2 separate regions of the Homo sapiens genome follow, and region 1 is linked to region 2. A link is a loop called in an ENCODE intact Hi-C map of the cell type or tissue named here. Cell type or tissue: natural killer cell. All regions are shown on one strand. Each heading gives the region's core, and the rest is flanking DNA. Links, peaks and the distances in the headings are about the cores only. Region 1 overlaps DIP2A (disco interacting protein 2 homolog A). Region 2 overlaps DIP2A (disco interacting protein 2 homolog A).

Region 1 (8,498 bases), core at 499-8,498, 54 kb after region 2:
ATGATTACTGAAAAAAAATAGACAAGGCATGAATTTGAGAAAATCAGTTTTCTGTCATCCTGTCCCAGAATTCAGGCAGTTGTTAACAGGAGCATTATCCAGAAATATTCAAGAATCCCAAAAGTAAAATTTGCAAATCAAACTAGTGTATCTCAAAGCATAATATGTGATGGGCAGGTATTTGAATGCAGTGGTTCTTAGGAGTAAAACTAGAGATTTGTCAAATTTATATGAAGAAAATGACAGAATACTGCTGAGGGACACAGAAGACTTGGCTACAAGGAAATGTGTTTCTGTGTGGAAATAATTTAATATCGTTGGTGACCAGGCCTCTCTAGATTAATTTGTAAATTTCAAACATGATTCAATAGAAATTTCAATGCCATTAACTTTGGAGTTTATTAAAAATGCTTCTAAATGTCATTTGTAAGAATAAACTTTGAGAAATTAGCCCATTAAACTTTATATTTCAACACAAATACAAACCAAAATTATCTTTTAAATTTAAACATAGTTGTCACATTTTCATGAACTATTTCCGTGAAAAGATCATATATATCAATAATGGGACTGAATTATTCTGGAAGTTTTATGAGGGATGAAAAAAAGATCTGTTCTCTGTGCATGGCCTGGAGCACCAAGGGTCTGGGGCTGTGGCTGCTGTGAGCACCCCACCCCACACGGTCACTCTGCTTTCTGCAGGATGCAGGCAGCCAGCAGGTTGGGTTTCTGCTGGGCAGCTGTGGAGTCTTCTTGGCCCTGACCACAGACGCTTGTCAGAAAGGCCTCCCCAAGGCACAGACAGGAGAGGTGGCAGCTTTCAAAGGTGAGGCCTCCCAAGGGAAGGGGAGTCAGTGTTCTGACTGTGGTCTGTGTTAAATGCATGGTGTTCCAGAAATTAAACATGACAGAGGTGTCTGGGTCTTCAGCAAAAGTGATCCCTTGTTCGAGTCCTTGGTGAATCTCGGTTTTCATCTGGCTTCATGTCTCGACCTGTACTGTCTAATGTGGTAGCCACTGGCCGGATGTACCTTTTTAAATTATATAAAATGAAATGAGACTAAAACTTGCACTCCTTATTCGCTCAGTAGCTAGTGCTGCATGTTGGAGGCGCAGGCTTCGAGTGTGGGGAGCAGATGCCTCTGACTGCTTGCTGTTCTGTGTCCTGTCTGTGTGTCACAGGTTGGCCCCCGCTCTCCTGGCTAGTGATTGATGGGAAGCATCTAGCCAAGCCCCCAAAGGACTGGCACCCTCTGGCCCAGGACACAGGGACTGGGACTGCCTACATTGAGGTAATGACTGTTCCTAACTTAGAGAATGTAAAAACATGTCCCACAGGCTTAAGTCTTGCTTTTCATAAGAATGTAAGTTGCTATTCTTTTTTGTTAAGTTTCGGCCTAAGAGTTCTTGTTTTATCTCTGCCCTGGAAATACAGAGTGTCATATAAATCCTTGCTCAGATCCTTCCAGGTTTCTCTCTCATCTAATTCTCTCCTAACTGGCTCCCTGGGGATGCAGACAGTTATGAGGGAGCCCATGGCGCACCATTACCCTCGGGCACCTGCCCAAGAGGAGCCACAACTTCCACTGAAGCATCCCCTCAGCGGCCAGGGTTTTGCCATGTACCTGGGCTGCTGGTTAGAGGCCGATGGTTAGAGGAGAGACACTGACCACTTCTTCTTTTGAAGATTCTACCAGTTTCCATTCTGTCTGTTGTCACCTCTAGAAATACCACATCATGTTTTTTTCCTTGAAATCTTTCAGTATAAAACCAGCAAAGAAGGCAGTACGGTGGGGGTCACAGTGTCCCACGCATCCCTGCTGGCACAGTGCCGGGCTCTGACCCAGGCGTGCGGGTACTCAGAAGGTAAGGGCTCTCGGGGGTGGGGCGGTGGCCCCTCCAGCCTCACACAGATACCTGACGTACCTAATCATGTGACTGTCACTGCACCTGTCAAAACCACCCCTGGGTAGTGCCTTTGCCCATTAATCCGGGTCATGCCAGGTAGGGAGATGCACTGTCTTTAGCATGCTTACAGGGTCTCTGTGGTTGTGCTGGCCAAGAGGGCACACGGTGTCTCTTAGCAGAGTCCAGACAACCCCATCAGGGTTGTTTTCAGTAAATGCACATGGATGTTGATTTTATGGAACATGGAACCTATATCCCACTGATTGATTTATACACAGTGCTGGGTTCACAGGCCTGCCCTGGGGGGCTGGCTTACTCTGTGACATACTGAGGGTCAGGGCATTTTTCATTCAAAAAGAGGAAAACACTTTTAGTTTTCTATTACTTTATCTATGACTGTAGTTTTGACCTCAGCTGTCATGGATATAAATATATAAGTAGAATCTTTATGGTTATAGATGATCTGTTGATAAAGTATAGTCAGCACCTGATTTACTTCAAATGTCAGATACTTAACTTGAGATATCTTTAAATTAATATTATTTAATTGATAAGTACTAATTGTATATATTTATGGGGTACACTGTGACAATTTTAAAAACTGTAAAAATGGACTCAGTAGTTTTCTTACATTGTAATACTAGAATTGAACAAAACTACTGAGTGAAATTGAATGGTATGTCTAAATATCTAAAATATAGGTGTTCAGGCCAGGTGCAGTGGTTCATACCAGTAATCCCACCACTTTGGTAGGCTAAAGCAGGAGGAACACTTGAGGTCAAGAGTTTGAGAGCAGCCTGGACAACATAGTGAGACCCTGTCTCTACAAAAAAAGGGAGAAATTTTAAATAGAATTTTTAAAAAAGAAAAAAATATAGGTGTTTAAAAGCAAGGGTATAAGTTGAGGGCACAGCTAAAGCTTTTACTTGAGATTTGGAAAGTGATTTTAGGTATTTTTTAAGGGCTTTATTAAAAAAGTTAGATCTTTCAGATCAAGCCCCGTGACTTTCTTTGTCTTCAGCTCAGAGCTGATCTTACATATGTCACCTACAATTTGGGTTCTTTAGCCAGGCGTGATGATGTGTGCCTATAGTCCCAGCTACTCGGGAAGCTGAGGTAAGAGGACCGCCTGAGCCCAGGAGTTTTGGGCTGTAGTGGGCTGTGCTAACCAGGTATCTGCACGAAGTTTGGCAGCAACATGGTGACCTTCTAGGAGTGGGGAACCACCAGCTTGCTAAGGAGGGGTGAACCGACCCAAGTAGGAAAGGGAGCAGGTCAAAACTCCCATGCCAATGAGTAATGGGATTGTGCCTATGAATATTCACTGCACTGCAGCCTGGCAACGTAATAAGACCTCGTCTCTAAATAATAATGATAATAATTTGTGTTCTTAACCAACAGAGAAAGGGTGTTTATAGTACTGTTATTCATGGTGCAACAGCATTTCCTGGCACACAAATCAAACCTCTCCTGTTTGCCTTTGGAGTGCTGTGGCCTTTGGCGAGAAGCCAGGTCTGCCCACAGCCCCAGGCTCTGTCCTTTCTGCCTGTGCAAGGTGGGAGCCGGATATTAGAGAAGACTTGGCCAGGGGCTCTGAGCAGAGAGCTGTGCTGGGAACCCTCAGGACCCCTATCCACTCCAGCTTCCTAAGATGTGTTAGCTGCATACCTCTGGGTGAGAAAACGGGCAGAGGAAGAGTGACTTTCCGAAGGGTGATGCAAACCACCAGCTCTTACAGAGGGGAGATGCCGGATCACGGCCTCTGGGTGTGAGAATTGAGGAGATGTGGTGTAGAGTTGAGAAGTAAGAATATCCCTGACAGTTTTTCATCCCCACCTCTTGATTCTGAGAAGAATACCCACTCAAAAATATCTGATGAGAAGATGTGGAGAGGCCGAGTGCGGTGACTTACACCTGTAATCCCAGCACTTTGGGAGGCTGAGACGGGCAGATCACTTGAGGTCAGGAGTTTGAGACCAGCCTGGCCAACGTGGTGAAATCCCTTCTCTACTAAAAATACAAAAATTAGCCAGGCATGGCAGCGCATGCCTGTAGTCCCAGCTACTCGGGAGGCTCAGACAGGAGAATTGCTTGAACCTGGGAGGCGGAGGTTGCAGTGAGCTGAGATTGCTCCATTGCACTCTAGCCTGGGCAACAGAGCAAGACTCTGTCTCAAAAAAAAAAAAAAAGAAGAAAAGACAAGCTGTGGTGACACCTTGTATAGCTTCTTCAGTATGTGATGTTCCTGTGCCTTCTGATTAGTGCTCAGCGTGGTTCTCTGTGTTAGTTCCATGACCTTCTACTTTTATGTGTTTCCAGTAATTTGAATAGATAACCAGGATTATTATTAATTGGTATGTGGTATTTGGAAATGCTGTATCTGTTCCTGAAACTTACATGTTGATGACGTACTCACCTCAGAATTTCTCTAGAAAATGCATAGGGCTTATTGAGAGGGTTGCTCAGTGGTGTCACCTTCTTTGTCCACTTGCAGCTGAAACATTAACAAACGTGCTGGATTTCAAAAGGGATGCTGGTCTGTGGCATGGCGTGTTAACAGTGAGTGTTGTTTGCTGATGACTAACTGTTGGAACAAGGGATTGAGATGAACCCAAGCCTCTGCCTGAAATGTTGTTGGGAGAGTACATCGGTTTTGTTTTGCTTTTTCTGGTGTGGCTCGGGCCCACTCGCCCTAAGCATGTGTGCTCCCCCACAGAGCGTCATGAACAGGATGCACGTGGTCAGCGTCCCCTACGCGCTGATGAAGGCGAACCCACTCTCCTGGATCCAGAAAGTGTGCTTCTATAAAGGTAACGGATACCATGGTCAGGGCCTTCACCCTTCTTTAGGGAAATCTCTTTGAACTGACCTTTGGTGCTTAAGAAAAAATAAAGCTGACATGTGGAACTGCAGATGTAGGCTGAAGAGCTGTGGGACGTCTTTCTTGGTCACACCCCTGCCCAGGAATATGGGGGCTTTCTCTGCCTCTGGCATGGCCCTCAGGGTTTCGTGGGTGATGTGGTAAGTAGGGCCACTTGGTGGGGTCTGGGCCTTACTTCTCTCAACGGTTGAGGTGCCTCCTGGGACCAAGCAGGAGGCCCCAGCATGGCCACACCTGCACAGTTGGCAGTCTGTGTCTCTGCCCTGTGGAGCTCAGTGGCACTTCTACCAGCCACTGAGGCACTGGATCACCTGGGTCACCCATGTTGCCTTGTTCTACCTACTGGGCTGTGCCCCTCTAGACATGTCTCAGAGCAGTGTGGAGGGGCAGCTCTCTCTGTCTGTCCTACTTTATGGAGGGAAACTGAAGCTTGGGTAGGGGTGGGGGGATTGCTGGATTCCACATGCTAGCCAGTGCAGGGGCCAGACTGAGGCCTGAGACCATCTGTTTAGCTTCTGGGGTCCTCACACTTCTCAGCCAGCACCAGGGGTTTGGGGAAGGACAACATGAGATGAAGCGGGCAGATAGGAAAAGAGCAATATGGAGCTTCTAAGAAAAAATTAATGTTGGAAATGGATCTGAGGTTTTGATGTCTAAATTGTACCTCAGAGTTGATTTTTGTGGAAAAAGCTTTGAGGGTTTGTTAGACTGCATGTGAGAGACGGCTGCAGAGAGCTTGTGACCTGGGAGCTAAGTGTTGTGTCTGTCTGTGCATGTACACCTCTCTGTGGGATGAGGTACACGTGTCTGTAGGCGTGTGAGGGTGCCAGTCCTTGTGACGCAGGGATGTCTGTGCCATCCTCTCTCTGCAGCTCGGGCCGCGCTGGTGAAGTCGCGAGACATGCACTGGTCTCTCCTAGCTCAGCGGGGCCAGAGGGACGTCAGCCTCAGCTCACTGCGCATGCTGATTGTGGCCGATGGTGCCAACCCGTGTGAGTGAGCCTGTGTGCCCGGCGCATACCCCACACAGTGTCCCCTCCTGCAAACCAAAGTAGAATACACTGAGAAGCAAAATGGAGGCATTTTCACTGCCATTGTCATATAGATACACATGTCCCATCGTTTCTATGACACGGAACATCTTGGTGATTCACTGGTTTATCCCATGCATGTTTATTAGGCCACTAAATTTAAAAGCAATTTTAATATGCTTGATGAAAGGTACATGCCTTAATGAGAGTCATCTTTCTTAAGAAATTACCAGATTGTGCTGTGGCCTGGGGTTCCTGTTTCTCTTTAGGCCTCATCCCCACCCTCCTGCCCTTTGTCCTGGTGCCCCCACGTCTCTGGCTTCTGGCTTCACTTCTCCCACCAGGACCCAACCATTCTCCCTCCTGGTTTGCCTGGGTGTCCCCCACATCCTCCCAGGAGGAGCTCCCTATGGCTGCTGCCTGACCACGTAGGGCCTCCTGCGTACGGTGGTCTGAATGGGAACTGCTTTGTCAAGGCTGCACACGTGAGCTCTGGGGCCCAGGACTGTCCAGGGTCTGACTCAGTACCTCCTCTGGGGAAGCCTCAGGTGATGCTGGTCACACAGGGGCTCCTGTTGCAGCACACACCTGTTGACCAGGTATTAGGGGTTTTCTTGTTTGTTAACCTGCATCATTGTCTATGCACTGGAGACTACCCTGCATCAGAAGCTGATGTTTCATCTTATCCCCTCTCCAGTGTGGCCGACACCCCATCTCTTGGGAGGTCACCCCACCTTTGAGCACCCCCAGAGCCTCTCATTCTCTTGGTCCACACCTGAGCCAGGCAGGGCCTGCTTCTGGGTTCTGCAGCACTGCTCAGGTCTCTGCGTCTCCACCCCAGGCGCACCGCCACTCCGTGGTCCCCATGGTGGAGTCAGAGTGTGCACCTCCTCTCCAGTGCCTCTTCCCATGGCACTCCCCTGTTGCTGCACCTGATCCTTGCAGTGCCGTGCAGCTTGTCTCCCACCACATGCAGCACCTTCCTGTCCCTAGTGATGCCCCTTCTGCCCTTTGGAGCACCAGACCATCCATGGCTGTCTGATTTCCTTTAAAGATACCATCTTCCTTGAAGAACATGAAGTCTGAGGGTACCTGTGAAGGGGCCCCTTCCTTCTGCTGATGCAGCCCTGTGGTTCCGATGGCCGCAGGCTGCGCTAACTTGAGCATGTCCAGCCACCCCTTCCCTGCTGGCCCCCCAGTTAGTGCTGGCGTTCCACTCTTGTTGCTCTGTGCAGGGTCGATCTCCTCCTGTGACGCCTTCCTCAACGTCTTCCAGTCCAGAGGTCTGAGGCCAGAGGTCATCTGTCCTTGTGCAAGTTCTCCTGAGGCGCTGACTGTCGCCATCCGCAGGTAACCTTATTCCTTGCTATGTCTCATGAGCACTTAGTTGAATCTTCTGCATACAGCTGAGTTATCCTGGAGCTGTGCCTGTGCCTGTTAGGATCCAGGCCCATTTGTGCAGTAGTACCTTGGTGCCTGGCCCCCCACATTTTGCCGGCTTGGGTTTGTGTGGAGAATTGGGTAGGAACTTCCTGGGCCATACTCTGGATTCTTGCAGAATGCCGGCTTGCGATTTTCCTGAGTGCTTCCCAAATTAGAAAGGCCTTGTCATCTCGTCTGTAGCTGTGGTAAACATTACAACCTAGGAACTCTTTCTTACTCTGAGGCAGGTGTCGGTCAGCCGTGGAGTCTGTGGGAACCACTGACCTGCCTGGAGAAGCACCCGGCCTGGTGCTTAGTGCCCGGCCACCCACCTCCCGGGAGGCCTGTGCTGCTCCTGTGGCGGTTTCCCTCATGTCATGTTTCTCAGCCTAGAGGGCATGTTGAGCCTGCAGACTGCCCTGAGTGTCCTTGTGTGTGGGTGCGGGGCTGCTGGTCCTTCCTGTGCTCCTCACTCCCCTCCTGAGGTTTCCTTTCCCCTCTTCTCACCTGCCCCACTCCCAGCTCCATCCTGTGGGTAGAACTCAGTGTGCTCACAGCTGAGGTGTCTTAGCCTCAATTGTAATCTTGTATTATAGTCATATATTCATAAATGGTATGTGTTTCCATATATGGAACTAACCCTAAGTTTTTAAAAGTAACCCTAACTTGGCTGGGCACGGTGGCTCATGCCTGTAATCCCAGCACTTTGGGAGGCCGAGGCAGGTGGATCACCTTAGGTTAGGAGTTCGAGACCGGCCTGGCCAACATAGTGAAACCCCATCTCTACTGAAAATACAAAAAATTAGCCAGGCGTGGTGGCAGGTGCCTATAGTCCCAGCTACTCGGGAGGCTGAGGCAGGCGAATCGCTTGAACCCAGGAGGTGGAGGTTGCAATGAGCCAAGATCATGCCATTGCACTCCAGCCTGGGCAACAAGAGTGAAACTCTGTGTCAAAAAAAAAAAAAAAAAAAAGTTACCCTATTTAATCACTTAACATTAAAAAAACGCTATTGTCGTCTACAAACTATAAATTATTCTTCATTCTTTTGTTCTATGGTGATTTGTTTTGCACAACTGTGTAATTTTTTTCATATTGGAGGAAACGCCTGTTGCTCAGTATTCCAGTTACTATTGTTGTATCACAAACAACAACAGTCATTTTATTGTCTCTCATGCTTTCTGTGGGCCAGGAGCTTAGGAAGGCCTCTGCCAGGTGGTTCTGGCTTGCAGGAGATGGTGTTTGGAGGGAGCGGTGA
Region 2 (9,008 bases), core at 423-8,422:
TGGAGAGAAATTACACTTCACAGTATTGAGTCTTCAGATTCATGAATGTGGTATATCCTTTCATTTCTTTAGGTCTTTAATTTATCTCAGTAATGTTTTTATAATGTTGTTAGTTTCTGGGTAGTGGTCTTGCACACCTTTCATTAAATTTATTCCTGGATTTGAGATACAGTATTTTTCAGTCCTAGAATTTATGTTTTTTTTTTTAAATTCACAATCCTGCTTTTTAATTCCCTAAACATATTGATTATGGTTATTCTAAAGTTCCATTTTCTATAGCTTTCTATTATTGTTTCTCATGGATTTTAGTCATAGTTTCTTGCTGCCATATGTGCCTAATTACTTCTGATCAAATGCCAGACATTGTCTATATAGTGATCATTTGTGACCACAAAGGGCTTACTTTTGCATCTGGTAGGTAGATAGGTTGGGAATAGATGCAGTCCAAGATCACTTTAATCTATATAGAGAGAAAGTGATTTGAAACTGGCTCCAGTCCTTATGAGTGCTGCTCTATTTTTAGTTCATACCCAAGGTGTGGTCCTTCTGAGTCCCAACAAACAACCTGGGATGCTTTCCAGGGCACCTCGTCCGTGATGAGCTCCTGCCTCTCTGAGTCTGTCCAAGTTCCACTCAGTTCAGCTACTTGGTGATTACTTTTTGACTTCACTTGGCCCTCAGTTCTTCACTTCTGTAATGTCTTCAGATTTAAAGAAAAACTTTAATGTGATCTTTTTAGTTGTTCCCATTGGAAGAGTTGGTCTGAGTGCTATAATTTTGTCAGTGCCATAAATGGAGTTCCTATGTGTGTGTATGTATTCAGTTTAATGAACATATTTTTCATATTTTATTAAAAACTGAGATAAAATATTTACTACACATTTAAAAAGCCCGCTTTTAATTACAAATGAATGAGACAGTGGACATTCAAACACTGCTGTGGAAGCATATCTATACTCTTCAGCGTTAAGCATAATAATTTGCTTATTTTTTTTTAAGGTCTCATTCTGCTATTCAAGCTGGAGTGCAGTGGTGCGATCATAGCTCACCGCAGCCTCGAACTCCTGGGCTCAAGCAATCTTCTCACCTCAGCCTCCCTAGTAGCTTAGGACTATAGGCATGTGCCACCACAGCCAGCTAATTGGTTTTTTTTCTTTTTTTGTAGAGACAGGGTCTCTTTATGTTGCCCAAGGTGGCTTCTAACTCTTGGGCTCAAGCAGTCCTCCCACCTTGGCCTCCCAAAGTGCTGGGATTACAGATGTGAGCCACCATGCTTGGCTGCATAAATAATTTAAATTGCAGTCAGATAGGCTCTACTTTTGTGTATTAGATCTGTATATTTAAGACCCCTGTGTTTGGAAACTTTAAGGCTTGGAAAGTGAAATCTCTACGTGCTTATATTAAGAACGACTGTTACCAGTGAATGGTGCCACCGTGCAAAATATTACTCTTCACAGATTTTCCTCACCTTTTGTTCTGTGTCACGAGCTTGGAGACTGCCTGTATTTTTTTTTTTTTTTGTGTGGCATCTGTTTTCAAGTTTTATTATGGTCAGGTATTGTATTAGTCTGTTCTCATGCTGCTAACAAACACGTAACCGAGACTTGGTAATTTATAAAGGAAAGAGGTTTAATGGACACACAGTTCCACATGGCTGGGGAGGCCTCACAATCATGGCAGAAGATGAAGAAAGCAAAGGGACGTCCTACGTGGTGGCAGGCAAGAGGGCGTGTGCAGGGGAACTGTCCTTTTATAAAACCATCAGATCTTGTGAGACTTACTATCCGGAGAACAGCATGGGGAAAAACCTGCCCCCGTGATTCAGTTACCTCCCACTGGGTCCCTCCCATGACACGTGGGGATTATTACAATTCAAAGTGAGATTTGAGTGGGGAGGACACAGAGCCAGACCATATCAGGTGTGGATCATCCCTCATTTTATTGTTTCCTCCTGCTCTGTGTCGGCACCTCCAGTAGGACCTGTCTAGTCGTGGCAGCTGTGGGCTTTCCCAGCTGCCATGGCACAGAGACCTTGCCTTGGGATCCTGGGTAAGCTTGTGTGGCCCAAGTTGGGACCTAGTGGACTCTTTGGACCCGTTCTTTGGCAGCAAGGGAAAGGCCAATACCTTTCCAAAGGAATAAACACTGGCAGCTGTGTCCAGCTCACTTGGGTCCAAGGTCTCTGGTGTGTATCTGATTTCTGGCTGGTGCCCACCTTGGAGGCGGTAAAAGTGACCTGACCAAAGGCAGACTGTACTGTACTGGATTGGAACCTGCCGGGCCCTTGGGGCTCCCAGCCATTGTGTCATGCCCTGTTGGGGTGCTTCTTCCTTAGCCACACTTGGTCCATTGTGGAGTCACCCAGCTGCTAACTGCCTGAAGTACTTCTTTGTCAGACACTCCTTTCAGACTCCGGAAAGCTGATTTGCTTGAGCCCAGAAGTTGGAGGCTGCAGTAAGCTATGCCACTGCACTCCAGCCTAGGTGGCAGAGCGAGACCCTGACTCTAAAACATAATAAAAGACCAAACAAGAAAAAGAACAGCACCATCATCCCCAAACACTCCTCATATTATCCCTTTGCAGTCTCCCGGTCCCCCAGCTGATCTATTCCCTATCCTTATGGGTTTATCTTTTCCGAAATGTCATATAAATGGAATCATATAGCATGTAACCTTTCGAGAATGGCTTTCTTCTTTCAGCGTAATGTATTTTGAAATTTATTCACACTTTTGCAAGTATCAATAGTCTGTTCCTCTTTATTGCTGAGTAGTTTTCCATAGTATGGTTACGTCACAGTCTCTTCATTCACTTGACATCTGGGTTGTTTCTAGTTTTTTGGTGATTAAGAATAAAGTGGCTATAAACAATTGTGTACAGGTTTTTATGTGAACACAAGTTTTTACTTCTCTAGGGTAGATAATCAAGTGGAATTGCTGGGTCGTCTGGTGAGTGTTTGCTTTACTGTATAAAGAACTTCCACACTGTTTTCCAGAGTGGCTATACCATTTTGCATGCCCATCAGCAATATATGAGTTTCTATTGCTTCACAGTCTTTGTCAGCACTTGACATTGTCAGTATTTTTAAAGCTTTAGCTGTTTGAATAGGCATATAGTGGTATCTCATTATGGTTTTGTGTTTCCTAACAGAAGGAAAATGATAACAGCGGAAATCAGTGAAACTGAAAGCAGAAAAAACAATAGGAAAAAATCAGTGGGGCCAGGTGCAGTGGCTCACACCTGTAATCCCAGCACTTTGGGAGGCTGAGACGGGTGGATCACTTGAGGTCAGGAGTTCTAGACCAGCCTGGCTAACATGGTGAAACCCCATCTCTACTAAAAATACAAAAATTAGCCAGGCGTGGTGGCGCATGCCTGTAATCCCAGCTATTCCAGAGGCTGAGGCAGGAGAATCACTTGAACCCAGGAGGCAGAGGTTGCAGTGAGCCAGTTGTGCCACTGCATTCCATCCTGGGTGACAGAGCAAAACTCCGTCTCAAAAAAACAAAAACAAAAACAAAAAACAGTAGAACCAATACCTGGTTCTTTGAAAAGATAATAAATTTGATAAACCTCTAACAAGACCGACAGTGAGAAAATACCAAAGACACAAATTACCAGTCAGGAATGAAAGAGGCCAATCTCTATAGACTGCACAGACATTAAAGCATGATAAGGGAGTACTATGAACAACTGTATCCATATCTGGTCATATGCCCAGTAGATGTTTCGGGCAACGATTGACCACATATATAACAGTGGCTCCATGAGATCATGATAAAGCTAAAAATTCTTACCACCTAGTGACCTTGTAGCCATTGTAACACAACACATTACTCACGTGTTTGTGGTGATGCTGGTGTAAACAAACCTGCTGTGCTGCCAGTCTTAAAAATCTAATCCATATAATTAGGTACTGTACATAATACTTGGTAATGATAAATGAATGTTACTGGTTTATGTATTTACTGTACAATTTATTGTTATTTTAGAGTATATTCCTATTATATTTTAAAAATGTTAACTGTCAAACAGCCTCAGGCAGACCCTTCGTGAGCTATTTGAGAAGGCTTTGTCATTATAGGAAGTGTCAAGCTTCCATGCATGTTATTACCCTTGTGCACTACTCATCTTTGTTCCTGTGACCTGTAGGGGTAGTTGAGTGCTTTTGAGAATGGGTTTTTAGAAATTGTGTTGCCGAGTGAAGGACTTGGTGATATTACTAGGGATTTGGCATCTGTGATCCTAAGTGAGATTCTTCTGCAGCAGTGGAGTTCAGCCAGAGCCATATTCCGTACCTCTGTGATGCAGATTAATTGCCTCTCCTACACACATGCACATTTGAAAATTACTGCCTTCTAAACCTTAAAAAGTTGTGCACAAGTTGAAATTTAATAAGTGAAATTGTACAGTTATATCCTGAACCTGATGAGGATTGTCACTGCAGCACTGAGCATGTTGGTGTGGGTGGTGGCTGGCTGTGGACCTGGGAGTGTGCAGTGATGGAGTGAGGGGGTGAACAAGGATGATGTACTTCCAAGGGGTACCCGGGTCAGTGCAGTGAATCAGGTGTGCTCATTGCATTGAGGAAGGGTTGGTTTTAAAAATGGAAGGCTTAGGGAAGAAAATAGTGATTTATAATATGATGCCATTCGGGTCAATTAAAAGTACACAGACACAAAGCAACATGCATTCTGCAGAATATATTCTAAAAGACACTATAAAAAAGTTTCTAAAAGACACTATAGAAAGAAGCTATAAGAAAATATGTCTAAAAGACACTAAATGCAAAAAAAAAAAAAGTCTGAAGAGATGGAACACAGTGGGGACACAGGGAATAAATAAATGGAAGGACAGGCAGATAAGCATGAGAGGCTTGGGAGGAGCCAAGTGAGCTCTTAAAGCAGAGGCTCTGTGCAGAGGGCAGGGCTTGGGCGCAGTGCAGGGTGGAGTAGGTGGGGAGGTTGTGGTAGGCTGGTGTGGACCAGAGCAGCTGCTTGGCCCACAGGCCGTGGCTCAGGCTCTTCTTCTGTAGGATGGCATATTAATGCCTACCCAGAGGCTTCCACTGAGGCTTAACTTAGATGTCAGATATTCAACGGTGTCAGTCTGTTCACACAACAAATCCTACAATAAAAAATACATCTAAAGGAAATACTCAATTATGTACTCAATAAATGACATCAGCCTGTGTCTTCTGATTCACAGCAGCCTTACTGCTTTGCTTGCTTGTTTTGAGAGAAGGGAGATCTTACAAAACACTAAAAACTCTACCATGTTCACCCAGAGGACAAGCTAATCATGAGAATTGTAATATGTATTTCTGGTCTAAATAAAGTCTTCACATCACACATCCCCTGTTAGAACTTCCAGGTATGTGTAGGAAACCAAATAGTGTGCTTACATTAAGAAGTGTTTTCATGATGGTGCATTTCCTACCTCATTCCTAGGTGGTTTAATTTGTTTTCAGGCTGTTTTTCCTTATGATAATTTACTGGAACAGCCGTCCTTTTTCCTCCTTTCCCAAGGACACCCCTTGGCCTGGGACGGCTTGTGTCCCATGGGTCCCTTATTGCAATACTTGTGAAACTTGAACCTGCACAGGAGTTACTGGAGGATCTTGATAAAGTGCGGATTTGGATTCTGTCAGTTTGGGATATGGCCTTAGAGTTTGCATTTTTGGCAAGCTCCCAGGGGATGGTGATCACAATTTTTAAAATTTGAAGTGTTATTTACACACAGTAAAATTCACCCTTACTCTTCTACAGTGGTACAGATTTTTGACAAACGCATATGCTCATGTAACCACCACTACACTCCCAACGTAGAACAGTTTCACCACCCTCAAAATTCTCTTGTCTTTTCCTCACTCCCAGCCCCTGGCAACCACTAGCTGTATCTGACGCTATGGTTGTATCTTTTCCAGAATGTCATAAAAGTTGAGTATTCAGTAGCCTTTTGAGTCTGGCTTCTTTCACTCAGCAGCATGCATGTGAGATCTATCCAAATTGCTGTGTGTATCAGTAGTTTGTTCCTTTTTTATTGCTGAGTGGTATTCCATTTTATGGGTCCATTATAGTTTATTTGTCCAGACACTTCATGGAAGGACATCAGTGTTTCCAGTTTTTCAATCATAAATTGATGTTTAATTTTAAAATTTTGGAATTGTAGAAGAAATGCAATTCTTTTTTCCATTGTTGTTTTAGGTGACATCACTCAAAAAGGATATGAAAAGAAAAGGGCAAAGCTGCTTGCACGTTATATACCGCTTATTCAAGGTAAGGTCAATACACTCAGGTGTTACATAGCAATTATATTGTTTCATAACATGTGATTTTTAAATTGTTTTTAGAGTTTAACATTTGTTAGCAATGTTAAACCAACTTTAAACACTGGTATATGTTGATTATTGATTGAGACAGGGTCTCGCTGTGTTGCCCAGGCTGGTCTTGAAAAATATGCCTCTAATATTAAATAATAAAATCCAAAGGCATAGATTATAATTTAAAGCTCTGGCTTGATACAGATCTCAGATCTCATTCCCAAAGAGGATTTATTTTATTTTTATGATTATGAACAACCTGGCACAATTCTTACTAGGGCTAGAGCATCTATTGTAAAGATGTCGGTTCTTCCCACATTAGATTGATTTGTAGATTCAGTGCATTCATCATTTCAATAGGTTTTGTGTGTGTGTGTGTGTGTGTAACTTAACGAGTTAGTTCTAAAATGTATATCCAAGTATAAAAGGTCAAGAGACCCAAAATATTTTCAAAAAAGAATGAGGTGAGAGGATTGGCCCAACCAGGATATGAAGAGTTATTATTAAAGCCGTTGTCACTAAGACAGACTGGACAGCTCAGACAAATGCATATGTGTGCGGACTTTGCACATGGGAATGGTGGTGTGGCAGGCATGGTGCTGGCATAGTTCTTTATCCATATATGAAACACATGACATTGGAGACAAAAATCGGTTCCAGATGTATTAGGCCTAAATGTGAAAGGTCTTTAAAGCCTTTAGAAAATCTTACAGGAAGATTGTTGCCATCTCAAGATAGGAAGGATTTTTTGATGTCACTAAAGGTACCAAAAAGCAGGAACCATAAAGGAAAGGATTGATTAATTGGACCACATTAAAATTAAGAACTTTTTTTCAAACGTCATCATAAAGAGATTGCAAAGACAAACTACAGAGTGTGAGAAGATAGTTGTAACACAAATAAGAAGTAGTATCCAGAGGCCAGGCGCGGTGGCTCACGCCTGTAATCCCAGCACTTTGGGAGGCTGAGGTGGGGGGATCATGAGGTCAGGAGTTCAAGACCAGCCTGGCCAACATAGGGAAGCCTTGTCTCTACTAAAAATATAAAAATTCGCCGGGCATGGTGGTGCGTACCTGTAGTTCCAGCTGCTCGGGAGGCTGAGACAGGAGAATCACTTGAACCTGGGAGGTGGAGGTTGCAGTGAGCCGAGATTGTGCCACTGCACTCCAGCCTGGGCGACAGAGTGGGACTTCATCTCAAAAAAAAAAAAAAAAAAAAAGAACTAAAGAACTAGTATCCAGAATGTACCGAGCAGTGCTGTCCAGTAGAACTTCTTGCAGTAACGGACATGTTCTCTGACTGCATTGTCCAGTATATGAAACACCAGCCATGTATGATGATTGCACATAAGAGGCAAGGTCTTACTCTGTTGCTCAGGCTGGTGCACAGTGGTGTGATCATAGCTCACTGCAGTCTCAAACTCCTGGGTTTGAGCAGTCCTCTCACTTCAGCCTCCTGAGTACATGGGATTACAGGTGTGCACCACCACGCCCAGCTTACTGATTGAGATGGGGTCTCGCTATGTTGCCCAGACTGGTCTTGAACTTCTGACCTCAAGCGAGTTTTCTGCCTCAGCCTTCCAAAGTGCTGGGATTACAGGTGTGAGCCACCACACCTTCCCTTAATTTAATTAGTTTAAACTTAATAGCCAGAAAGTCTCCCAACATGATAAGAAAAGTCTAGTAGAGAAATGGATGAAGATTCAAATAGGTTATTTCATAAGAGGAAATCCAAATAGCCAATGAGCAAATGTAAAGATGTTTAACCTCACTAGTAATCAGAGCAATGCACATTGTAACCACAGCCATCTGTCCTGTTGGAGAGGATTCAATCAGTAGGATGCAGGCAGCTAGTATTACATAGTAAAGTTGAAGAGGTGCAGCAGTTCTTCAGGTACATATTTGCCCTAGAGAAACTCCTATTTGTTTGCACCTTATTCTCTTGTACAAAAATGTTCATTATATCTGTAAACTGCCAAGAACTCAAATACCCATCAACAGAATTCATACAGCGGAAAGCTAAAGACCTACATGCATCAGCAAGAATGAATCTTGTAAACATCGTGAGGATGAAGGAAGCAATTACAAAGGCATATAGCCAATACAAGCTTAAAAAAAGACGCCAAACCGATCTGTTAATATTTAGAGAGCTGGTGTAGTGAGTCCAGAAAGAGAAGGAAATGGTTTTCACAGAAGCCAGCACACCATTTCCTCATGGAAGTTAAATTGGAGAGGGCCACAGGGACCCCTAAGGCACTGAGTGTTTTATTTCATAACCTATGTGGTGGTTACATTGATTGTTTCTTAATAATATTCTTAAACTGCATACATGCTTTGTATTGCCTATATTGGTATGATATATTTTATAACAGATCAACAACAACAAGAAGATTGACGAGGCTCTTTATATGCTGATATTTATTCACCCAAAATAAAAACAAACTCAGAGTAAAATTGGGATTGAAGGAAACTATTAAAATATCTCTAAAGCCCATTTGTCCAAAATCACCAGCAATCATCAAACTAAACAACCAGATACTGTAGCCATTTCCATTCCAAATGGGTAAACAGAAATGCTGGCCATGCCCATTCTTATTACACATTATTTGGGTGGTCACAGCTGATGCAGTGCGATGGAAAACAAAGCAGAATAAATAAATATTAGAGAACAAAAGATAATCATCTTTAA

What was found. A loop is a pair of places that touch in the nucleus more often than their neighbours do. Peaks named below come from ENCODE experiments on the same cell type or tissue, not always from the same donor. Only the 100,000 strongest peaks of a DNase experiment are listed, where the experiment ranks them.
Region 1: a loop joins it to region 2, with 3 times the contacts of the local background. A loop is called at or near these places in 3 of 110 quality-filtered maps.

The regions. Positions count from the first base shown.
Region 1 is chr21:46,532,822-46,541,319 of GRCh38, forward strand. It overlaps DIP2A (disco interacting protein 2 homolog A), which reads left to right. Exons shown (of 38, transcript NM_015151.4): 11 at 703-826; 12 at 1,183-1,292; 13 at 1,764-1,866; 14 at 4,403-4,467; 15 at 4,625-4,718; 16 at 5,662-5,781; 17 at 7,056-7,170. Among named protein-coding and RNA genes, the nearest start is that of S100B, 68 kb to the right of the region's middle. In natural killer cell, for the core only: no CTCF peak of the experiment used is centred there; no DNase peak of the experiment used is centred there.
Region 2 is chr21:46,478,553-46,487,560 of GRCh38, forward strand. DIP2A (disco interacting protein 2 homolog A) reads left to right here. Exons shown (of 38, transcript NM_015151.4): 2 at 6,205-6,276. Among named protein-coding and RNA genes, the nearest start is that of DIP2A-IT1, 21 kb to the left of the region's middle. In natural killer cell, for the core only: no CTCF peak of the experiment used is centred there; a DNase peak (open chromatin) is centred at 4,949; H3K27ac peaks cover 1,383 bases.